Linked DNA regions of Homo sapiens: region 1 is linked to region 2. The links are chromatin loops, found by intact Hi-C in ENCODE. Cell type or tissue: OCI-LY7. All regions are shown on one strand. Links, peaks and the distances in the headings refer to the core of each region. The heading gives the core; the rest is flanking DNA. Region 1 overlaps C3orf20 (chromosome 3 open reading frame 20). Region 2 overlaps C3orf20 (chromosome 3 open reading frame 20).

Region 1 (11,786 bases), core at 172-8,171, 73 kb before region 2:
CTGGGCCATTTACAGAGGTCCTTTTCTGGAAGCATTAGCCCCATGCTAGGAGGGACACGTGTTGCTTTCTATCATTGCTTTAGTGGGTGCCAACCCCTTGGACATCACCAGGCGCTTTGTGGAGGCCAGCCAGCTCCTCCACCTCAATGCCAAGGAGATGGCCTTCAACTGCCTGATCAGCACAGCCGGGAGAAGTGGCTACAGCAGCGGACAGTTGTGGAAAGGTGGGTACCTGAGCTTCAACCCTTAGGTAAGAAGTGCAAACAATATCAGCAGGAATGCAATGGAAAGGCAAAACCCCCAGTTTGAAGGTTTGACATTTCCAAGAATTGAGGTGGATGTGGAGCAACAGGGATTTTCAAATGCTACAGGTGAGTGGATGAATTGGTGCAATTCCTGTGGAGAGTGGTTTGGCGGTATCTGCTGAGTGGGCAACAGCTACACCTCACAACCCAGCAGCTCCTCTTAGAGGTCATTCCCTAGAGCCGTGCTCTCAAGCTACGTGCAGTGAAGGACTCATGTTTAAAATTTCCAGTCTGTTGTGGACTGACCCTTTTAAACACATGATAAATGTCACAGCAGTGTCAAGTTGCTGCACAGGCCTCTCAGTGCTCACCTTCAGTTTTTGTGCTCACCTGGTCATGGCCTATGTGGGTCAGTGGCAGTCCACAGGCTGCACTCGAGTCATACAGCCCGAGGGAAGCTCACACATGTTCCAGAAGTCATACAAGAATGTTTATTGCAGGCAGGCATGGTGGCTTATGCCTGTAATCCCAGCACTTTGGGAGGCCAAGGCAGTAGGATCCCTTGAGTCCAGGAGTTCAAGACCAGCTTGGGTGACATAGTGAGACTGTCTTTAAATTAAAAATAAAAAAAGAAATGTTTATTGCAGAATTCTTTGGACTGGCAAAAATTAATCCGAATGTTTATCAACAAGAGAAAAAGATATAAATTAAGGTCCATTTAGACAGTGGGACATAATGAATCACGAAAATGAGTGAGGCACTAAAGCATAGATATTTACAGAGAGAAATCTCCAATGATAGTATTAAGGAAAAAAAAGAGGAAGCTGTGGGAGGATATTACTTTTCAAAGTTTAAAAGCATGGAAAGTAGTAATATATCATTTATAGGTACATTACACAAAGTACAAGTATAAAAGCATGAAGGGGGAAATTCGAGGAAGTGATCTCTGGGGAGAGAGAAGGGGAACAGGATCTGGAAGACAGCAAGCAGTTGAGTCTGTAATGTTCTTTTTGTTGCTTTTTTCTCACCCAGTGACCTCTCTCTCTCTCTCTCTGTTTCTCTCTCTCTCTCTCTCTCTGTGCGTGCGTGCGTGTGTGTGTGTGTGTGTATGTGTGTTAAGAACACAAAATCTACTCCCCAAGCAAATTTTGAGTGTGCAATACAGTGATATTAACTATAGTAACCATGCTATATATTAGTTCTCCACAATTCATTCCTCTTATAAGTGAAAGTTTGTACCCTTTGACTAATATCTTCCCACTCCCCCGCTGCCACCCTCCAGTCCCTGTCAACCACCATTCACTCTCTGCTTCTATGAGTTTGAGTTTGACTTTTTTAGATTCCTCATGTATGTGAGATCATACAGGATTTGTCTTTTTTTTCTGGCTTTTTTTTCATTCAGCATATAATGTACTCTAGGTTCACTTATGTTGTAGCAAATGGCAGGATTTCCTTTTTTTTTTTTTTTTTTTTTTTTGAGACGGAGTCTCGCTCTGTTGCCACGCTGGAGTGCAGTGGCACGATCTTGGCTCGCTGCAAGCTCCACCTCACAGGTTCACGCCATTCTCCTGCCTCAGCCTCCCGAGTAGCTGGGACAACAGGTGTGTGCCACAATGCTCGGCTCATTTTTGTATTTTTAGTAGAGACGGGGTTTCACCATGTTGGCCAGGATGGTCTCGATCTCTTGACCTTGTGATCCGTCTGCCTTGGCCTCCCAAAGTGTTGGGATTGCAGGCGTGAGCCACCACGCCCAGCCCAGGATTTCCTTTTTTAATAGCTGAATCATATTCGTGTGTGTGTGTGTGTGTGACATTTTCTTTATCCATTTATCCTTTGATGAACATTTAGGTTGTTTCCATGTCTTGGCTATGTGAATAATACTGCAATGAGCATAGGAGCGTAGATATCTCTTTGAAATACTGATTTCTTTTCTTTGGATAAATACCCAGAAGTGGAATTGCTGGATCATATGGTAGTTCCATTTTTAAATTTCAGAGGAACTCCATACTGTTTTCCATAATGGCAGCACCAATCTCCATTCCCACCAGCTGCATACAAGGGTTTCCTTTTCTCCACACTGTTGCCAGCACTTGTTAGCTTTTGTCATTTTGGTAATAGCCATTCTAACAGGTGTAACGTGGTATCTCATTGTGGTCTTGATTTGCATTTTTCTGATGATTACTGACATTGAGCTTTTTTGTCATATACCTATTGGCCATTTGTGTCTCTTCTTTTGAGAAATGGGTCCTTAATCCATTTTTAAATCAAGTTATTTGGTTTTTGCTCTGCAGTGTTTTATGTCTTAAGCTTGGTAAATACACAGGTGTTCATTTTGAATGCCTGAAAGTACTCACTGACAAGAGGTTTTATAGGAAGCGTAAAAAAATTCTATCTCCTAACTATTTGCTGTCACCTGTAGAGTCAGTCCCCATTTAGTCTCTCTCCCTGTCCACTGAGTCAGTAGCTTTGTCAGGCTCCCCTGATGGTCAGAGATTAAACATCTGCTAATACACACATACAGTGCAAATAAATTGCATAGAAAAATTGCAGATCTTGGGGAAAAAATGTAAGATTTCATGAAGTCAATGAAAGTGATGCTGGAGAGCTGCAGAATGCCCCTCCAATGCCCCTGATGCCTGATGCGGGGGAGCAGCACTAGCCGCCTGCCGCAGAAGGGAAAACCGAATACAGGATCATGACTCCATGGAGAGAAAATAAAAAGCAGTAAAGCTCTTCAATAATTTTGCAAAAGGAAAACATGAAGGGCCTTATGTTTTATTGCCATGATACAATCATTCAGGAAGAAAGAAACCATACTGCCTTGAAAAACCCAGCAGTCATTTTTATTTTCTTTGTAAGACTTAATGTGTTCTTAGAGTACCAACTAATTTTTTAAAATACAAGATAAAATGTTATTTTCATAAATTTTGGCTTCCTTTTCTAAGACAAAGTTGTGATAAAACACTCTTACCCACAGTGTTTACCATGAAATGAAGATCTCTGTTTTAGGGGAAGTTACACTGTGCCTGTTTTGTTTAGGATCAGCTAGGCTCTGAGACCACAGGTCCTCTAGTTGTGCTGTAATTATTTGTGCAGGTGGTGATCGCCAGACAGAGCTCTGCACCTTGCATTCTGTTTTGGGGCTTAAAGATCTCCCTCATTTGGGGGCACAGCTGCTAAGTAGTCTGTTGCACGTGCATGAGAGTCCCATGGCAGATGTCAGGGTAGCTCCAGCCCAACCCTCGGGCCTGACACCTGCCTGAGCCACTCCCACCTGAATACCATGTCTCCTCACTTTTAAAAGGAAAATGGTCCTCACCACTAACACTCCTTCTGATAAAGTGTTTCAGCATTCTTTCAGGATGAGGGAGGCACAGTGGCTTCTGGCATCCTCTGTGGGCTGCGATTCATCTAATGGAGGAGAATGGGAAGAGAGTTAAGCTGAGCTGGGGGCAGGGGGCCTTTTGGGTGATCTCTGCATCTTGCTGTCCTGCTGCACCAGCCGATTGCTGAGAGCGCCCCTCTCCATCACACTCCCTAGCAAGCATCCCTGTCTTGTTGGCACTTGCTGGTGCAGACGCTCCTCTCTTTAATTAAGCCTAGAGTTTCCAGACAAAAATCTAAGTAGCAAAACAAAAACGAAGGAGTGATCCATTTATTTTGGAAAAACACTCATTCATCCTAAAAGGACTTTACTTACATAGCACTCCTGGGGCATAAAAAAGAAGATTCAAACTCTGATGATTTGTTTTGCATGAATTATGTTTTTCGGGACCGTCCTCTTATGTGAGGTAGACCAAAGCTGTAACAGGTCTAGAGTTAACTTCTTTTAAAGTTGGGACCAGGCCGAGTGTGGCGGCTCATGACTGTAATCCCAGCACTTTGGGAGGCTGAGGCAGGAGGATTGCTTGAGGCCAGGAGTTCAAGACCAGCCTGGCCAACATGATGAAACCCTGTCTCTACTAAAAATACAAAAAAATTAGCCGGCCGTGATGGCACACATCTGTAGTCCCAGCTACTTGGGAGGCTGAGGCTGGAGAATCGCTTGAACCTGGGAAGCAGAGGTTGCAGTGAGCCGAGACTGTGCCACTGCACTCCAGCCTGGATGACAGAGTGAGACTGTCTCAAAAAAAAAAAAAAAAAGAAAAAAAAGAAAAGAAAAAGAAAAAAAGCTGTATCCAGAATATCCCCTGTGCTAAGTAGTCTTCCCTCCTGTCCTGATACCTACTAGCCCTGGCTTGTCACTGAAGAAAACCAGACTGCTCCTTTATTTTTAGTTGACGACAATATCATTAATAAAAATGCAAAAAAGAGGAAGCAATCCTGCCATCTTCATATAAGAGCTACTTTTCACCTTTGCAGTTTCCTTTGTGGTTCCTGTGCTCGTGTATGTATATATATATATTTAGAGTATTGCAATTTTTCTGTTTCTTAGTTTCTTTTACTTAACAGAGTACAGCTGTTTTCCAACATGGCTATATACTTTAAATAATTGTCATTTTGAGTGGGCATAGACTCCTTGTAATGTTCATGTTCCACATTTACCGAAATGCTTAGGTTTCCAGGCTTTTTGTTATTTGTATAATGTGCATTGTAATAGGCAACTTTATGCACCTGGCTTCTTATTTCTGTTGTATTTAGTTAACTTCACAGGGGAGGGATCATTGGAGCAGAGGTCTCAGTATATATATATAGCTCTTCTTCTGAAATCACACTTAATTTGGATTCTCTCTACACCAGCAGGGTTGATGGGTTTTATTCCTTCTTTACCATTACTGGCTATTGTTAGTTCTTTTCATTTCTACCAAGTTAGAAGGTCCTGAAAGTTGTCTTAATTTCAACTTCTGGATCACTAGCAGAGGTGATTACTTTTGTGTTTTATCATCCATTGTGGAATCTCTATAGTCTTTGTCCACTTAGGAGGTCAAATTTGCCATTTTCTTTTTGAATTTGAGTGAGCTGTGATGAGTGAATCACCTAAAATTTTCTAACAGTGGTTTCACGCCTAACCAGTGAAATGACTATATTTGGGGGAAGAATAAACAAATGATTTGGTGAGGTTTGTATAAGAATGAACAAGATTTTCCACTAGCCATAAGGGTGCTACATTTTAATTCTTAAGTGGTCAGATATCAAACGATTCTATAAAAGATGGTGTGATTCTGCAAGAGACTGATATATTATTGAAGAAGCATCTGATGTCTGTGGCTTAGATAAGGGGGAATAGATGGTTCTTAATTTCCTTCTTGCTGGCCCAAGGCTTATCCTCTTGACCTGGTGCAGCACTGATACCTGCCTTTGCCCTTGGAGTAATATCACTTTTCGTGCTTGCTTGCTGTTCCTTGTTCCGGTCCCCCTCTTGAGAGGGTTGGGGAGGAGAGGCACTGCAGAGGGGAACTGTAAAGATTTCCTCTAATTGCTCTGCCGGTGCATTGCAAAATCTTCTTCCAAGATCTAGGTGTTTTGTAACAATGCGGCACTTTACAGTATGTGACCCACCGTACTACTAGAACAAGAAATCCATGTTACATTTTTGGCTAATAAAATTAAAAGTAAACAGTTGAAAGAAGAATCTCTCTCTCTCCCACTCCAGAGTCCCTCGCAAACATGTCCGCCATTGGGGTGAACTCGCCTTACCAGCTGATCTACCACTCTTCCACAGCCTGTCTGAGCTTTTCTCTCTCTGCTGGAAAAGAAGCCAAGAAGAAAATAGGTAAAAATGGTTCCTCGTGGCCTACCATTCATTGGTGGTGGCGGTGGGGTGGGGGATAGGTTTCCGTCTACCCTGTGTAGGTTGGTGGGATGGTTTGATTTGGTCTTCTGATTAGAAGGATACATAGCGGCTCTGCCTGGAGATCCAGCAGCTGTCCACACAGATTTGCTCATGGAAAGGTTGTCACAGTCCAGCCCTATCACTGCATAGCACAGGCTCATCATTTCAGCTTGCTCATGCCCTACATTCCCAGCGATGTGGCGTCCCTCCTCTGGGACAACATCCCACCAAACCCATCTCTTCTATCCCTACAGTATCCCAAACTCACGCCTCTGCTCAGACAGCTCTGTCCAGTCACACAGCAAGTGGGGGAACTAGTATCTGAAGAGAGGTATTTGGATACCAAACCTGGTAGACCTCAGTTGCACTTCCCAAATTGGGCAAGTTTTTATGGGCAGGAAACAAAGACATAGGAGATACTCCTATTCTACTGAGGAAGACACACACAGGAGAGGCTTCAGGAAGAGAACAGGTGGCAGACAAAGACAACCAATGTGACAATACCTGCTCAGGAAGAAGCTCAGAGGAGAGACAGGCTGGGGCTGCAGACAACAGGACAAGGTCTGGCAGAACTCCCAGGCCCACCCTGCTAGCCATGACAGCTGGGTTGTGGGGACAGGGTAGGTAGGAGAGGACCACGTTCCTGAAGGTGGTGGGAGGGTGGATGGCAGGCAGGAATGCTCAGGCTGTCCAGATGACTCCCACAGACACTGGAGGTAAGGCTGGAAGCCAAGGAGCTTGGATTTCCTCCGTGCCCCAGCCCCTGGCTGGCTGTTTGACCCGCCTTCCTCAGCCCTCACCTCCATGTTGGTAAAAGGGGGATGGTCATCATGGGCGTGCCTTGTATTTCATCACTCACCATATCGAGCTGATCCTATACTCTTTCCGTTATTGAACAAATGGTTATTGAACACTTGCTAACTGTCAGTCTCTGTACCAAATGCTGGGGATACAGATGTGGACTTGTAAGACAGAAAATGCCTTGCTTAAAGGAGCTGACCTCCTCCTTCCGGGCACGGAGTAGCTTCAGCGGCCGCCACACCTTCCTGACTGCTCTACCTGTGTTGATGTGCTTCATCTCATTGTGGTACAATAACCCACAGCACCATTGCCAGCACCCCATTGCATGTGCGCCTGGCTTAGTACTCCATTATCATGTGCCCTCCTGAGCTGGCCCTAGATCTGGCCCTGTGATCCCACAGTCAGTTTGAGGGAAAAGAAAGTACTCTCAAGACACCTGGTGATTTAATGACTTTTTCTGCGTAATGAACTTGAGGGTGATGTCTTGAGCAAGGCTGTTTCAAAGCAAGAGTTAAATACAGAAGTCCTCCGTATCCAGGGTTTCCCCTTTCTGTGGTTTCAGTTACCCATGGTCAACTGCGGTCCAAAAATATTAAGATATTTTGAGGCAGAGAGAGAGAGGGACCACATTCATATAACTTTTTTTAATTTTAAATTTTTGTGGGGATAGTCGGTATATATGTTTATGGGTTATGTGAGATATTTTGATACAGGCACACAATAATCACATCAAGCTAAATGGGGTGTCCATCACCTTATGCATTTATCCTTTGTGTTACAAACAATTCAATTGTACTCTTTTAGTCATTTAAAAATATATAATTAAATTATATTTGACTGTAATCACCCTGTGTGCTATCAAATACTAGGTCTTATTCATTCTTACTGTTTTTTTTGTATCCATTAGCCCTCCCCACTCCACACTACCCTTCCCAGCCTCTGGTAACCATCTGCTCTCCATCTCCATGAGTTTAATTGTTTTAATTTTTAGCTCTGATAAATTAGAACATAAGAAGTTTGCCTTTCTGTGTCTGGCTTATTTCACTTAACATAATGATCTCCAGTTTCATTCATGTTGTTGCAAATGACAGGATCTCATTCTCTTTTTATGGCTGACTAGTACTCCATTACGTGTATGTACCACACTTTCTTCATCCATTTATCTGTTGTTGATTGACACTTAGATTGCTTCCAACTCTTGGCCATTATGAGTGGTGCTGCCCTAAACATGGGAGTGCAGATATCTCTTCATTATACTGATTTCTGTTCTTTCAGGTATATACCTACGTGTGGAATTGCTGGATCGCATAGTAGCTCTATCTTTATTTTTTTGAGGAACCCCCAAACTGTTCTCCATAGTGGTTGTGCTAATTGACATTCCCACCAACAGTTAGGAGGGTTTCCTTTTCTCCACATCCTCACCAGCATTTGTTGTTGCCTGTCTTTTGGACAAAAGCCATTTTAACTGGGTGAGATGATATCACCTTGTAGTTTTAATTTGCATTTCTCTGACTATCAGTGATGTTGGGCACCTTTTCATATACCTATTTGCCATTTGTATGTCTTTTTTTGAGAAGAATGAGCTTGAAAGATCACTCAATCAGATTATTAGATTTTTTTTCCTGCAGAGTTGTTTGAACTCCTTATATATTCTCGTCTGGTCAAATGGGTAGTTTGCAAATATTTTCTCCCATTCTGTGGGTTGTCTCTTCACTTTGTTGATTGTTTCCTTTGCTGTGCAGAAGCTTTTTAACTTGATGTGATCTGATTTGTCCATTTTTGTTTTGGTTGCCTGTGCTTGTGGGGTATTACTCAAGAAATCTTTGCCCACTCCAACGTCCTGGAGAGTTTCCCCTAATGTTTTCTATTAGTAGTTAATAGTTTGTGGCCTGAGATTTAAGTCTTCAATCCATTTTGATTTTATTTTTGTGTATGGTGAGAGATAGGGGTCCTTCTGCATATGGTTATCCAGTTTTCCCAGCACCATTTATTGAAAAGATTGTTCTTTCCCCATTGTATGTTCTTGGCACCTTTGTCATAAATGGGTTCATTGTAGACGTATAGATTTATTTTGGGGCTCTGTATTGTGTTTCACTGGTCTACATATCTGTTTTTATGCCAGTACCATGCTGTTTTGGTTACTATAGCTCTGTTGTATAATTTGAACTCAGGTAAGATGATTCCTCTAGTTTTATTATTTTTATTTATGATAGCTTTGGCTATTCTAGGTCTTTTGTGGTTCCATATAAACTTTAGGAATGATTTTTCTATTTCTGTGAAGATTGCCATTGGTATTTTGATAGCGATTGCATTAAATCTGTAGATTGCTTTGGGTAGTACAGACATTTTAACAATATTTATTCTTCCAATCCATGAACATGGAATAGCTTTCCATTTTCTGATGTCATCTTCAGTTTTTTGCATCAGTGTTTTATAGTTTTCATTGTAGAAATCTTTCATTTCTTTAATTCCTGACTATTTTAAATGGAATTACTTTCTTAGTTTCTTGTTCAGACTGTCCACTGTTGGCATATAGAAATGCTACTGATTTTTATATGTTGATTTTTGTATCCTGCAACCTTACTGAGTTTATCAGTTCTAATAATTTTTTGGTGGAGTCTTTAGGTTTTTCCAAATATAAGATCATATCATCTGCAAACAAGGATAGTTTGACTTCTTCCTTTCCAATTTGGATGCCCTTTATTTCTTTCTCTTTTCTGATTGCTCTAGCCAGGACTCCCAGTACTATATTGAATAATGGTGGTGAAAGTGGGCATCCTTGTCGTGGTCCTGATTTTAGAGGAAAGGCTTTCAGTTTTTCCCCATTCAGTATGATATTAGGTATGAATCTGTCATATATGGCTTTTACTATGTTAAAGCATATTCCTTCTATACCCAGTTTTTTGAGGGTTTTTATCATGAAGGGATGTTGAATTTTATCAAATGCTTTTCCAGTATCAGTTGAAATGGCCATAGGGTTTTTGTACTTCATTCTGTTGATAGGATGTATCACATTGATTGATTTGCATATGTTGAACCATCCTTGCATCCCAGAGATAAATCCCACTTGGTCATGATGAATGATCTTGATCTTTTTAATGTGTTGTTGAATTCAATTTGCTAGTATTGAGGATTTTTGCACCAGTATTCATCAGTGGTATTGGCCTGTAGTTTTCTTTTTTTGATGTGTCTTTGTCTGGTTTTGGTATCAGAGTAATATTGGCATCATAGAATGAGTTTATAAGTATTCCCTCCTCCTCTATTTTTCAGAAAAGTTTGAGTAGGATTGCTATGTTCTTTAAATGTTTGGTGGAATTTGACAGTGAAGCTATTGGGTCCCAGGCTTTTCTTTTCTGGGAGACTTTTTATTATAGTTTCAATCTCGTTACTTGTTATTGGTCTGTTCAGGTTTTGGATTTCTTCATGGCTCAGTTTTGATAGGTTGTATGTGTCTAGGAATTTATCCATTTCTTCTAGATTTCCCAATTTATTGACATATAGTTGCTCATAATAGGGACTAATGATCCTTTGAATTTTTGCAATATCAGTTGTAATGTCTCCTGTTTCATCTCTGATTTTATTTAATTGGGTCTTCTCTCTTTTTATCTTAGTCTGGCAAAAGGTTGGTCAAATTTGTTTTTAACTTTTTAAAAAAACAGCTTTTGTTTTTATTGATCTCTTGTATTGTTTTCCTTGTTTCAGTTTATTTATTTCTGCTCTTATCCTTATTATTTCTTCTACTAATTTTGTGTTTGGTTTGCTCTTGCTTTTCTAGTTCTTTAAGTTGCATCATTGGGTTGTTTATTTGAAGTTTCTCTTCTTTTTTTTTTGAGATGAAGTCTCACTCTGTTGCCCCAGGCTGGAGTGCAGTGGTGTGATCTCAGCTCACTGCAACCTCCACCTCCCGAGTTCAAGCAATTCTCCTGCCTCAGCCTCCCGAGTAGCTGGGATTACAGACATGCACCACTATGCCTGGGTAATTTTTGTATTTTTAGTAGAGACAGGGTTTCACCATGTTGACCAGGCTGGTCTTGAACTTCTGACCTCAAGTGATCCACCTTCCTTGGCCTCTCAAATTGCTGGGATTACAGGAGTAAGCCACCATGCCTGGGCTGAAGTTTTTCTTCTTTTTGATGTAGGCACTTAACAGCTATAAATTTTCCTGTTAGTACTGCTTTCACTGTATCCCACAGGTTTTGGTATGTTGTGTTTCCATTGTCTTTTGCTTCAAGAATTTTTAAAATTTCCTTCTTAATTTCTTCACTGACCCACTGGTCATTCAGGAGCATATTGTTTAATTTCCATGAATTTATATAGTTTCCAAAATTCCTCTTGTTGATCTCTAGTTTTATTCCATTGTGGTCAGCGAAGATGGTTGCTGTTATTTCAGGTTTTTTTTTTTAAATGTTTTAAGACTTGTTTTGTGACCTAACATATGATCTAGCTTTGAAAATGACCCACGTGCTAAGGAAAAGAATGTGTATTTTGCAGCCATTGCATGAAATGTTCTGTAAATATCTATTAGGCCCATTTGGTCTATAGTATAGATTAAGTCTGATGTTTCTTTGTTGATTTTCTGTCTAGAAGATCTGTCCAGTGCCGAAAGTGGGGTGTTGCTATCTCCAGCTATTATTTTATTGGTGTCTTTCTCTCTCTTTAGCTCTAATAATATTTGCTTTATACGTCTGGCTGCTCCAGTGTTGGGTATATATATATTTACTTATGTTATATCTTCTTGCTGAATTGACTTCTTTATTATATAGTGACCTTCCTTGTCTCTTTCTATAGTTTTTGTTTCAAAATCTATTTTGTCTAAGTATAGCTACTCCTGCTCTTTTTTGATTTCCACTGGCATGTAACATCTTTTTTTCGTTCCTTTATTTTCAGTTTATGTGCGTCTTTATAAGTAGAGTGTGCTTCTGATCATGGGGTCTTGTTTTTTTATCCATCCAACAACCCTATGTCGT
Region 2 (11,786 bases), core at 2,647-10,646:
TCTGGTTGTTGCAAGTTTTTTCATTAGATTCCAGAACCTTGGATAAAGTTGTTTCTGACAGTGTTTGCCAGCTTCATTGTTGATCTAGTCAACGGATGTGGTTTTTGAGTTCCAAAATTAGAGTAACCACCATTTTTGGTGGCTTCACTCCCCTCTTTTTATGAGTTTATTTTTAAATCTTTATTTTTATTTATTTTAGAGACAGGGTCTTGCTCTGTCTGCCAGGCTGGAGTGCATTGGTGTGATCATGGCTCACTATAACCTCGAACTCCTGGGGTCCAGCATTCCTCCCACCTCAGCCTCCCAAGAAACTGGGACCACAGGCATGTGCCACCATGGCTGGCTAATTTTTTAATTTTTAGTAGAGATGATGTCTTGCTATGTTGTCCAGCCTTGTCTGGAACTCCTGGCCTCAAGTGATCCTCCTGCCTCAGCCTCCCAAAGTGCTGAGATTACAGGTGTGAGCCACCATGCCCAGCCCTCCCTCCTTTATAATTTTTAAAACCTATATTCTTTTCTGTGAATTATTTGTTCACTACCTTTGTCCATATTTTATTGGGTTATTAACTTTTTCTAATTGATTTGTAGTATTTTACCTAGTGGAGACATTGGCCACTGTTCTATGGCAGGAGTTTCAAATATGTTTCTCGGTTTGTCATTTGTCTTTCATCTTTGGTTATGATAGTTTTGGTTTTTTGTGTATGTGTATTTTTTTTGCCACAGAGGGATTTTGGAGGCTGTTTTCTTTCATGTAGTTGACTTTATCAATCTTTTTCTATTATGACTTCTGGATTTTTTAGTCATAATTGTAAAAAGCCTTCCTGCTCCAAAATTATAGAATAATTTCCCCATATTTTCTAGTAGAAACGTTATGGCTTAATTGCCCCACATTTAAACCTTTGATTATTTTGAACTTCTCCCTGGGTAAGCTATAATTAATAGATCCAGTCTCCCCCACCCCCTGCTCTGCCCCAGATATGCAGGTTCTTGAGTAAGAGATATTCTTAACAAGTTTGTTCAGCAAGTACTTATCAGTATTAATAGCCCCTGAGAAATAATGCTCATCTTGCATTGCTCTTGTTTCAGGATGTCCTGGTTTCTAATCCTAGCCCTTGCCACTTAATTACCATATGAACTTGGGCACCCATTCACCTCGTGGGAACCTTCTGTTTTCTAATCTGTAAATGGCAATAAGAGTTTCTGGGCTGGGCGCGGCGGCTCACGCCTGTAATCCCAGCACTTTGGGAGGCCGAGGCGGGCAGATCACGAGGTCAGGAGATCGAGACCATCCTGGCTAACACGGTGAAACCCCGTCTCTACTAAAAATACAAAAACTTAGCCAGGCGTGGTGGTGGGCGCCTGTAGTCCCAGCTACTCAGGAGGCTGAGGCAGGAGAATGGCGTGAACCCGGGAGGCGGAGCTTACAGTGAGCCGAGATTGCGCCACTGCACTCCAGCCTGGGTGACAGAGCGAGACTCCATCTCAAAAAAAAAAAAAAAAAAAGAAAAAGAAAAAAGAAAAAAGAGTTTCTGTCCTGCCTGTTGCACAGAGTTGTTATAAAATTAACCAAGACAATGTCTATTCCAAGACTGTGATGCTGTAAAATGCTAAACATGCTACTGCCTTTCGTCATGTTTAGCATTTTACAGTATCCACAGTCTTGGAATAGACATCGATAAAGGTAGAATCATAGCAGCACTTTCTATTTGGATGGCGCTTATTCCCGTGTAAATACCACAACCCTCACAACAACCCGGTACAGTGTTTGGCACATAGTAGGGGCCCAACAAATATTGGTTTGAATATTTATTGAATCTCTGTTGAATCTTTACTATTTTTCAAATGCTACTGTTTTATTCCACTGAACAAAACACACCAAATTCATGAACTCATGGAACTTGCATTCTAGTAGGACAGAGAAGTGCAATAATAAAATTTAAAAGTAAAAGATATGTTAGATAGCAAGCAATGCTAAGAAGAAAAATAAAACAGGGAAGGGAAAGAGTGTTGGAAGAAGAGGGATGAAATAGGGCACTCAGAAAATCTCATTAAGAAGGTAACGTTTGGACAGAGCCTTGTGAGAGTGACATAATGGCTCTATGGAGGAACAGCAAAGGCCACTATCCTCCAAGACTAAAGGACAAGTGGAGGCCAGTGTGGCTGAAGTGCAGTGAGCAAAGGCAGGAATGCTGGAGAGTAAGAGATGTAAGGAGGATGAAATGCAGGGGGCAGATTCTTGCAGCCTTGAAGCACATGGCAGGGACTTTGGCTTTTATTCTGTAAAAGGTAGAAAGCCACCGGAGGGTTTTGAAGAGAGTAGTGACATGACGTGAGCTAGGTTTTAACAGGATCCCTTGGTCTGAGAACAGACTGAAGACAGGCCAGGGAAGAAAACACAGGACCCATTAGGAGGCATTAGCAGGCAGCCAGGCAAGAATGAAGGAGACTTGGACCACATCCGTGGGGGTGGAGGGGAGGAAAAGTGGTCAGATTGTGGGTCTGTCTTGAGTGTAGAGAGGACAAGCTTGCTGACAAGATTAGATGGGATGTGTTCGGTGTGAGAGAAGGGAGTTAAGGATGACACTAAAGCATTTTTTGACCCAATGGATGGGTGAAGGAGTAACTTGTTACTCTCATTTTGCACTGTGGAAAGAGGCCCAGAGAGGTTAGGGGACCTGTTCAAGGTGGTGCAGCACATTGGCAGCAGGGCCCAGACTAAAATCTGCCTGCAGCAGGGCCTTTGACCAGCAGGAGCCAGGGGGCTCTGGGAACCACAGACCTTCACCACCTTCTGAGGGTCCCTGTGCACTGTGCTCCTCCTTGCAGAGGGAAGGCCCGCGAGGGGCGCAGCCCCACCAGGTGGGCGGCCTTGCCCTCAGACTGCCCGCTGGTGCTGCGGAAGCTCATGCTCAAGGAAGACACCCGTGCTGGCTGCAAGTGCCTGGTGAAGGCGCCCCTGGTCTCTGACGTGGAGCTGGAGCGCTTCCTGTTGGCGCCCCGAGACCCCAGCCAAGTGCTGGTGTTTGGGATCATCTCAAGCCAGAACTACACCAGCACTGGGCAGCTCCAGTGGCTGCTGAACACTCTCTACAACCACCAGCAGCGGGGCCGTGGCTCCCCCTGCATCCAGGTTGGTCTGGGCCCAGTGAGGAGGCCCTGGAGGCCAGGGGCAGGGGTAGTGGGGCAGTCCGAGAAAACCCCCACAGTGCTAGGACTGGCTGAGCACCTGCCTGAGGGGCCACCCTCCTTCAGCTCCTTTCTCCTTGGAGTCTTTGTGTGTACTCTCCTGTCTGCAGTGTCCTCCCTCCCCCTGCTTCTGTCCTTCCCGCTCATCCTCTAGTTCTAAGGTGAATGTCACCACATAAGGGCCAGGCCCTCTTCTGACCCTTGAGACAAAATCAGGGCACTGTCCTTTCCTTCCAGTTTGTGACTGCTTGTTGGTGTGAATATTTAGAGCACGGGCAGTGCTCACCACTGAATCCTCAGGGCTCTGAAAATACTTGTAGACTGTCACAAGTACCCACTGTGTGCTGGGCATGGACCGGGCCCTGGGCACCCAGCATGACTCAGATGCAAACCGGGCCCTAGAGGAGCTCCCAGTGTGGCAGCAACTCCAGCACTGCCAGTGAGGCCGTGAGAGGACAGCTCTGGGCACACAAGAGCCTGGGAACATGTGCCTGCTGCCATCTGGGGGTCCGGAGGGCCATCCAGGTTAAATGGGGTTTTGGCAGGTGATTAATGTTCCTAGAAGAGGCAGTGGCCTGTGCGAAGGGGGACAGGAGAGAAGCACTGCTCAAGGTCCCAGCTGGTTATGGCTGAGGTCTAAAGGGAGTCTTCAGGCCCATGGAACCCACTCCTGCCTACTCATCGCTGCAGTAGAGTCGTTCCCACCTATCAGGCTTATGTAATCCTCCAAGCATGCAGTCATTCCCAGCAACATTGGCACAGTTTGAAGGCTGGCCCCAACCCCAGACCAACTGGAGCAAAGGATGGCACATGAGCACATGAGCTGGGTGTCCACATGGTGACTTCCTTCAAGCCCTGTTTGCCCTCCTGTCTCCTAGAATCCGCTGTCTTTGCCCATTTCCCAATTGCTGCTGCAGAGTTCTGGGTTTCATGTACACCAGGGGTAGGGGTTCTGCATGGACACCCTCCTCCCAGAAGTGGCCCCTCCCTGACTCTGGCACGTCCACCCTCGGGTCTGTGCTCCAGACCTTCTGAGCAGACACCAGTAGCCCTTTGACCATCTCAGTCCAAGAGTGTAGACTCAGCCACAAGCCTTTTCACTTGTCCCATACAGCAAAGCCATGTTTGTTTTCCAGAGCCAACCTCCAATTTAGTTCAATCCAGTGAGCATGTATTGAGTTAATTCTGTGTGTCCGTCCATGTAGAGACAGATAAAATCCCTGCCCACGGGGGAACTTAGAGTTGATTTTAGCTTATTATGGGGCTAGTCGTTGTTCGCTAACAGTTGTCCCTAAGCAATTGGAGTGCTCAGGTGGCCAAGCCCAGCCATGAACAGTGTGAGTGAGGACAGGGCGTGGCCTGAGGCAGTTGAAGTTCATAAAGGAGTGGGCAGCAGGCCTGGAGGACAGACTTGGAAGCAGGTGTCAGATTAGGGTGTCTTTGGTGAATGCAGAAATGTTCCCAGACTTTCTCTTTCCCTGACAGCTAGAACACTGGGTGTGGTTCTGAGTTTCATATTGTAGACTGAAAGGATAGCTGGAGGCACCTGGAAATAAGGCAGATAAAATGGGAAGACAGCACATTGGCTGTATTAATAGATCTGAGGCATCCAGAAAGAAGGAGGGGAGAGAGGCCAGCTTTCCTCTGAATTGCCCACACCCTACCTTGAGGTGTGGGTTCAGTTCAGGTCCTCTCCCTGGATATAGTGACTGGGAGGGTCCTGAGGGGCTTGCCAGGAGTGGGTAGGGAGTGGGGGAATTCTTTATGCTGTGTAAAGTAGACTCAAAAGCCTGGAAACGGGTCCACCTAAGAACACAGTTCCCATCTTCAAACCTCTGCAGTGCTACCTCCAGGGCAAGGGAGCAGTCACATTCTGTGGACCCCAGAGAGCCAGGCTAGTGGGAGTCACATGTGGGGCAGCCATCTCGGAAATGGCCTTCTCCCCTAGCGGGCTCTAATCAGATCCAGGGACATCCTCAAGGGACAGTCATGGGAGGTGTGCATGCAGGCCCAAGGGCCCCTGGAGCAGGAGGAGTTGGGGAGAGGGAGTTGTACAGGGCTCCAGGACTCAGGGGGAACCAGGCCTAGCCGAGAATATGGCAATCCAGGTACATCTTATTGGCATGGGGGTGACCAGTTCTCATATTTCTCTCCTGGTAGTGCCGGTATGACTCCTACCGCCTGCTGCAGTATGACCTGGACAGCCCCCTGCAGGAGGACCCTCCCCTGATGGTGAAGAAGAACTCTGTGGTGCAGGGGATGATTCTGGTGAGCCAGCAGGGACTTGCTATCCACTGCCTGCCACCCCAGCCGCAGCCACCTCTGCCCCTGCAGAATCACACATGTGGGAGGAGGAGGAGAGAGGAGAAGAAGGGAGGGGCTGCGGAATTATCTCCCCACCGTGGCTGAGGCCCAGAGAGCAGGAAGACTGACCAAGAGTCACCCAGCACACAGAGCTGGGGCTGAAGCCCAGGACCCTATGTGTCCCCCATCCCAGGAGACTGCAGGGACAGGTGACATTCAACCTAGCAAATCAAATTCCCTTCATCTGTTTGTTTTTAAATGGCTTTATCCTAAAAACAGTGTACTGTAAATACTTGCACATGTTCTTTATGGAAAGCTTAGAAAATATAATTTAGAAAATAATGACATCATCAGATCACTCAGAGAGTCTCATTTGCTCACCCCACAGATATGTACCTGGCACCTGCAAGGGCCACCACATGCTAACATTTTGGTGTCTGACCTTTGCAGTCCTTTTCTGCATATATTCTTTGCAATTCTTCTTTTTAAATTAAAATACCATGAGCATTTCCCCATGTCCTTATTTAGTTTGTAACACCTGATTTTTAACTACTGTGTAAGAGTCTGTCTTCTTTTTTTTTTTTTTTTTTTTTGAGACAGAGTCTCACTCTCTCACCCAGGCTGGAGTGCAGTGGTGTAATCTCGGCTCACTGCAACCTCTGCCTCCCGGATTCAAGTGATTATCCTGCCTCAGCCTCCCAAGTAGCTGGGACTACAGGTTCCCACCATCATGCCCGGCTAATTTTTGTATTTTTAGTAGGATTGGGGTTTCACCATACTGGCCAGGCTGGTCTCGAACTCCTGACCTTGTGATCCGCCCACCTTGACCTCCCAAAGTGAAGAGTCTGTCATTTTATCTATTTGTGCTGTTTTTGTTGACATTTAAGTTATTTGTATTTTTTTGCCATAACAAATAATGCCGTCATGAATATTTTTGCACAGAAATATTTGGGTAGGTGTCTACTTGTTGGGGACTGACCTATGGGGGTGGGAGCCCTGCCCTCAAGGGTTTCCCATTCCATGGGATAAGCTGAAACGTACATACACAGCAGGAGAACACATTTCTGGCCCCAGGGCTCTGTGGGGTTGTATGTGAAGTGCATTTGAGCTGGGTGGCCAAGCAGGCAGAAGGGAAGGAGTGCTGCCCTCCTCAGGTTGCCCAGGGAGATATGGCTGAGCCAAACCCCTGACCAGGCCCCCAGATCATAGGGCAACCCCACCGTCCCAGCCTGGGCAGGGGCTGGACTCAGCCATACCTCCCTGGGCAACTCAGGGAGGGCAGCACTCCTTCCCCAGCCACCCCAGGCCTGCCTCACGGCGTAAGCTCTGAGAGGCCTGTGGCGCTGTTCTAGTGAAATTCCAAACTTGCCTGTCTTATCAGTGGACACTGCTGTGCTGATGTGCTGAGGATCTCTCCTCATTTCCTTCCTGTCAACAGATGTTTGCCGGGGGGAAGCTCATTTTTGGGGGCCGTGTTTTGAATGGATATGGCCTCAGCAAGCAGAATCTGCTGAAACAGATCTTCCGGTCTCAACAGGATTACAAGATGGGCTACTTCCTGCCGGATGACTACAAATTCAGGTAAAACAGGAAACACGCAGGATGAGGGATGGGCCTGGGGAGGTATGGAGGGCAGAAAGGAGACTTGGGCTGTGAAAGGGGAACTGAGGGGAGCAGGCGGGGCTGAAGGGATGGAGTGGGGAGGGGGGCTGGAGGTGGGAAGCCTCCACCTGTGGCACACACATGGCAAAAACTGCGGCAGGAGGACTTTGCAGGTGGGCAGGGGAGAGATGGGAGCAGGTGCAGAGTGGGAGGGGGTGTGTGAGCAAAGCCATGTTGTGGGTTTCTTTGGGACACAAGTTTGGAAAAAGAGCCCCCTTGGGGAAAGAGGGACATGGGAATGCTTGCACAGTCCCTGTTTCTGTTGGAATATTCTAGACAGGTTTGGTGGGCAGGAGCTCTGGCTACACCCCCTCTCTGTCCCACCACACCCTACCACCACCTCATGTGCAAGCTGGGCTCTGCTTCTGCTTTGTTTTTTTGTTTGTTTGTTTTGAGACAGGGTATCACTCTGTTGGCCAGGCTGGAGTACAGTGACGCGATCATAGCTCACTGCATCCTTGAATGGCTGGGCTCAAGTGATCCTCCTGCCTCAGCCTCCCCACACAGACAAAGGCCATTCATGAAGTGATCCCAGGCCCCTGTAGCAGGAAATGCTGGCTTAAGTCTGCCTCTGGGCTTCTGAGCTTGGGCTTTTCAACCAGGTGATGCCAACTTGTTGAGCACCTCCTGGGCCCAGCTCTCGTGAGATGATCTTCTTGAGCCGAGAGACCTAGCTTTGAGTGGCTCAAGAAGAATACATCCTAGTCCAGGAAGGAGCCTGCGCTGCATGAAGCGCCTGAAGACTGCTTTAGGGGAACATGAGCAGATTTGAGAATGCCTGGGCAGCACGGTGCAGTGAGACACTTGCAGGATGAGGTTGGAGCCCCTGCTCCACTCTACTGGCTGGGTGACTGTGGTGAATCAGTTTACCTCCCTAATCCTCTGTTTCCTCACCTTCAAAATGAGGAAATAATGCCCACCTTGAGAGGCTGTGAGGATCTCATGAAAGTGTGTTCGTTAAAGAGCTTTGTGAACTGTGAAGCAAATGATGGGGCATGTGGAAAGTGTTATTTATATGCAGACCTGGGGTATGCAGCCCTAAGTCCTGTGACTGCACCCCCACAGCACCGAGTCTGGGTACCCCCTACTCCCACACAGGACCCTCAGTTTTCTAGGAGTCTTATGCCCTTCTCACTGCAGTAAGCTGAGTCTGGGCCTTGTCCGAGTGGGGCAACCCACTTCTGGAGGAACTGAAGAGGTCATGCCAAGTGACCCCCACAACTCAGAGCACTCAGCGGGGAAGGCAGGCCCAGGAGGAGCCTGTGGATGGTAAGGAGGAGCAGATGCTGAAAGGTGCAGACAGAAAAGTCACTGAGACCCCACTGCCTGAGACTTCAAGAGGGAGAGGGCTTGGTGGTCCTTGAAGACCAGTCACCAACAATCCCAGGGAGAAAGACAGAGGCACCAAGGGCAGGACAGGACAGGGGGACGCTATTGGGAAGGGCCCAGGCTGAAGATGAGCTGAGGCTGCAGGAAGATGCCAAAGAGGACCAGCAAGGGCATTTTCAGAAACATTCAGAAGAAGGCTAGCCTGCTATGGTGCATGGGGAGTGAATGTCTTAGCCTGTTGAACATTTATTTCCCACTGTCTGGAGGCTGGTAAGTCCAAGACCAAGGCGCCAATGGATTTGGTGTCTGGGAAGGGCTGCTTCCTGGTTCATAGATGGCGCCTTCTTGCTGTGTCTTTGCATGGCAGAAAGGACAAGGGTCTCTCTGGGGCCTGTTGTATAAGGGCACCAATCCCATTCATGAGGGTCCCACCCTCATGACTGACTGCCTTACCTCCCAAAAGCTCTGCCTCCCAACACCATCACCTTAGGGATGAGGATTTCAGCATATCAATTTGGGGGGACATAGACGTTCAGACATCACAGTGGAGGATGCCAGAAAGTAGTTACAAAGAGACATATTTTATTTGGCTCTAGATGTCCTCAAAAGGAAGATGCTCTTTAGTAGGAAATGACAGTTTAAGGAGTCCGGCCACCTTTCATAGCTGCGTGAACTGTGTAAAACACTCACCCTCTCTGTGCGCCAGCTTCTTTGTAGAGTGAGACTCACTGTATTGGGTTATGGGGATTAGAGGAGTCAGCACATGGGAAGTGCTGGCACATAGCTCACGTTTACTGAGATTACTGCCTACCCTTGTTAGTGATATTATTATCATTAAAATGAGCTCTGGTCTCCTAATGTGTTATATTCAAGGATTCTGAAAGAACTTAGTGGTATGCTTACAACAGTCTTCAACAATTGTTCAGGAATGGTGAGGAAAGAATCAGAAAACTAGACACACATACATACACACAAACCAGATACACACATATACAAACTATACACATACATACAAACTATAAACACATGTAAACCAGACACACATGTACACACATTAGATTCCTGCACTTACTAGATGCACAAACACACACAAACTAGACACACAGAAGTAGACACAAACTAGACACACATACACATGCATACACTATACACACATATACACAAACCAGACACACACAAACTAGATAGAAACATACACACATACATACAAACTAGAAACATGCACACAAGATGGTCTAGGTTCTTGAAAATGGAAAGAGGCAGATTCGTGAAACTATTAACCAGTAGGACTCCTCCTAATCCTAGAATAGCCAAGTGGGTTGATGGTTTAAGAGCACTTAGGTGAAAAAAGGAAATAGAATCTTTAATTGAAAGCATTGCCATAGCAGTTGTTCCTATAATCCGTATCTGTGAAACAAACCACCCAAGCTTTGTAGGATAAAACAACACAATCGTTTATTATTATTATTATTATTATTATTATTGTTGTTGTTGTTGTTGTTGTTGTTGTTATTCTCTGTCATGGTCCTGGTGCCAGCTGGGCTCAGCTAAGTGGTTCTTGTTTGGCAGGAGTGAGAAGGTCTGTCATACAGTTACAGTCAGAAGTTGTCTGGGGCTAAGTCATCTCCAAGGTTTGCGCACTCCCATACCTGGTGGTCAGTGTGGACTGTCAGCCAGACCACTCAAATGTAGCCTCTCCAAGTGGCCTGGGCTTCCTCACAACATGGTGGCTGGGTTCCAAGAGGGAGCTTCCCAGGAAAGGGCCAGCGAGAAGCTGTCTTGCCTTTCATGCCTTAGCCTCATAAGTCATGCAGCATTACACATTCCATTGCACTGAAGTCCCTGGGGCCAGCCCATATTCAAGGTCGGGGGGAATTAGACACCACCTCTTGATGGGGAAAGAGTGTTGAAGAATTTGTGGACATGTTTGAAAAGCACTCCATCCACCCCAGTTCCTCTTCCAGCAGGGTGACTGGTTAGTAGTACAAGACGTGCTGTTGGCCGGCCGCATCACCTGGATTCCAGAAGATACTGGGTGAAATCTCACAATGTCCTCATGGACAAGGTGGATGCATGTGGTTCAGATGGTAGCTTCTGCAGCCACACCCCAGTGAGTGAGGTTCAGCAGCAGCCTAAAGGGCAGGCCTCTGTGATTGGCCGGTCCATTTATTTTCTAAATATGCAACCAGGATGAATACATAGAAGGCTTGCTGATCAGTTGTGCCCTTGAGGGAGAAGAGATGGCTGAATCAAGGTCTCAGCAGGCTCAGTTGCTACGGGATGGTTTGGGGGAAAGAATAAATGTTCACCTTTAGATTTGGAAGGCTGATGGTCAGAGGCCATGGAAGGGGTAGCGTGAGGGACCATTATGCTGGAAACAGTCTCTGAAATCAGAAGAATCCATGCCTAGAGCAAGGGAGTCTGCAGTGCCAGGAGCTGACATTGTTTTCTATGTCCTCCGTTTACTGAGGGATGTTGGCCAACAGCTTTGCATCTAGAGTGCTAGGAGAGGGAGGCCCTCACTGTTGCTTGGTGGGAATCATGTCTTCCTTACCCAGAGTAGACTTGGCTTTGCACAAGTGTTGGGGGGGAGTCCAGGAAATCCTTCTGTGGAGGTGAGGAGGTGGAGAGAAAAGCAATAGGTGAGCAGAGCAGGTGCAGGGAAGCTGGGCTGGAAGCCAGGTCCAGTCAGGTTGGGGTGGTCACCAGGCTGGGGGCACTTCAGCCTTCTCTTTCCTCAGAGGAGCTGGCCACAGAAAGAGTTCTCAATGTGGGCCTGGAATCTGTGAAGCCGCCATGGAGAGGCAAGGGCCAGGAGCAGGAAGAGGAACCCACAAAGGAGTCGGACCATAGGTGCTGGGGAAGAAAGGGTCCCCACGGGGGCCTCATGAGCTCCAGCAGGGGCTGGGGCAAGCTGTCACCTGGCAGGTAGATTGCCTTCTGACAAACAGAGCAGAAGGGTGAGGGCCTGCCAGGCCAAAAACAACTGGGGGAGTCTGCAGGGCCTCTGGGAGTGGCGGGCCCAGTGGGCTGCACCAAGATAAGGCCACAGAAGGCTCCAAGCTTGGGAAACAGCAGCCCAGCTCGGGGCCAGGACTGATCAGAGACCAGAGCTGTGTGAGGCTTGGAGCCTCCCTGTCCCCCACTCAGCCTGTGCCTTTTCTCCTTTCTTGTGTGGCAGATAGTGATCCCCTCCCCAGGGCAGCCCTGTGCGGGGCGCTGGGTCACATCTGGCTCAGCCCCTGTCCTTGCCAGACTCTTCCCAACTGGGCACCAGCACAATAGGGACCGGAGAGGCCAAGAGC

Evidence for each region. Peaks named below come from ENCODE experiments on the same cell type or tissue, not always from the same donor. Only the 100,000 strongest peaks of a DNase experiment are listed, where the experiment ranks them.
Region 1: a loop joins it to region 2, with 2.2 times the contacts of the local background. A loop is called at or near these places in 18 of 110 quality-filtered maps.

Annotation. Positions count from the first base shown.
Region 1 is chr3:14,684,159-14,695,944 of GRCh38, forward strand. C3orf20 (chromosome 3 open reading frame 20) reads left to right here. Exons shown (of 17, transcript NM_032137.5): 4 at 84-224; 5 at 5,839-5,958. Among named protein-coding and RNA genes, the nearest start is that of C3orf20, 15 kb to the left of the region's middle. RefSeq lists enhancers at 2,320-2,469, 4,643-4,702. In OCI-LY7, for the core only: a CTCF peak has its summit at 3,811; DNase peaks (open chromatin) are centred at 2,373, 3,393, 4,593, 7,303 and 1 weaker place; H3K4me3 peaks cover 4,798 bases; H3K27ac peaks cover 6,273 bases.
Region 2 is chr3:14,754,545-14,766,330 of GRCh38, forward strand. It overlaps C3orf20 (chromosome 3 open reading frame 20), which reads left to right. Exons shown (of 17, transcript NM_032137.5): 13 at 2,827-3,130; 14 at 5,347-5,454; 15 at 6,929-7,071. Among named protein-coding and RNA genes, the nearest start is that of LINC02011, 51 kb to the right of the region's middle. In OCI-LY7, for the core only: CTCF peaks have their summits at 6,591 (motif pointing left) and 6,790; no DNase peak of the experiment used is centred there.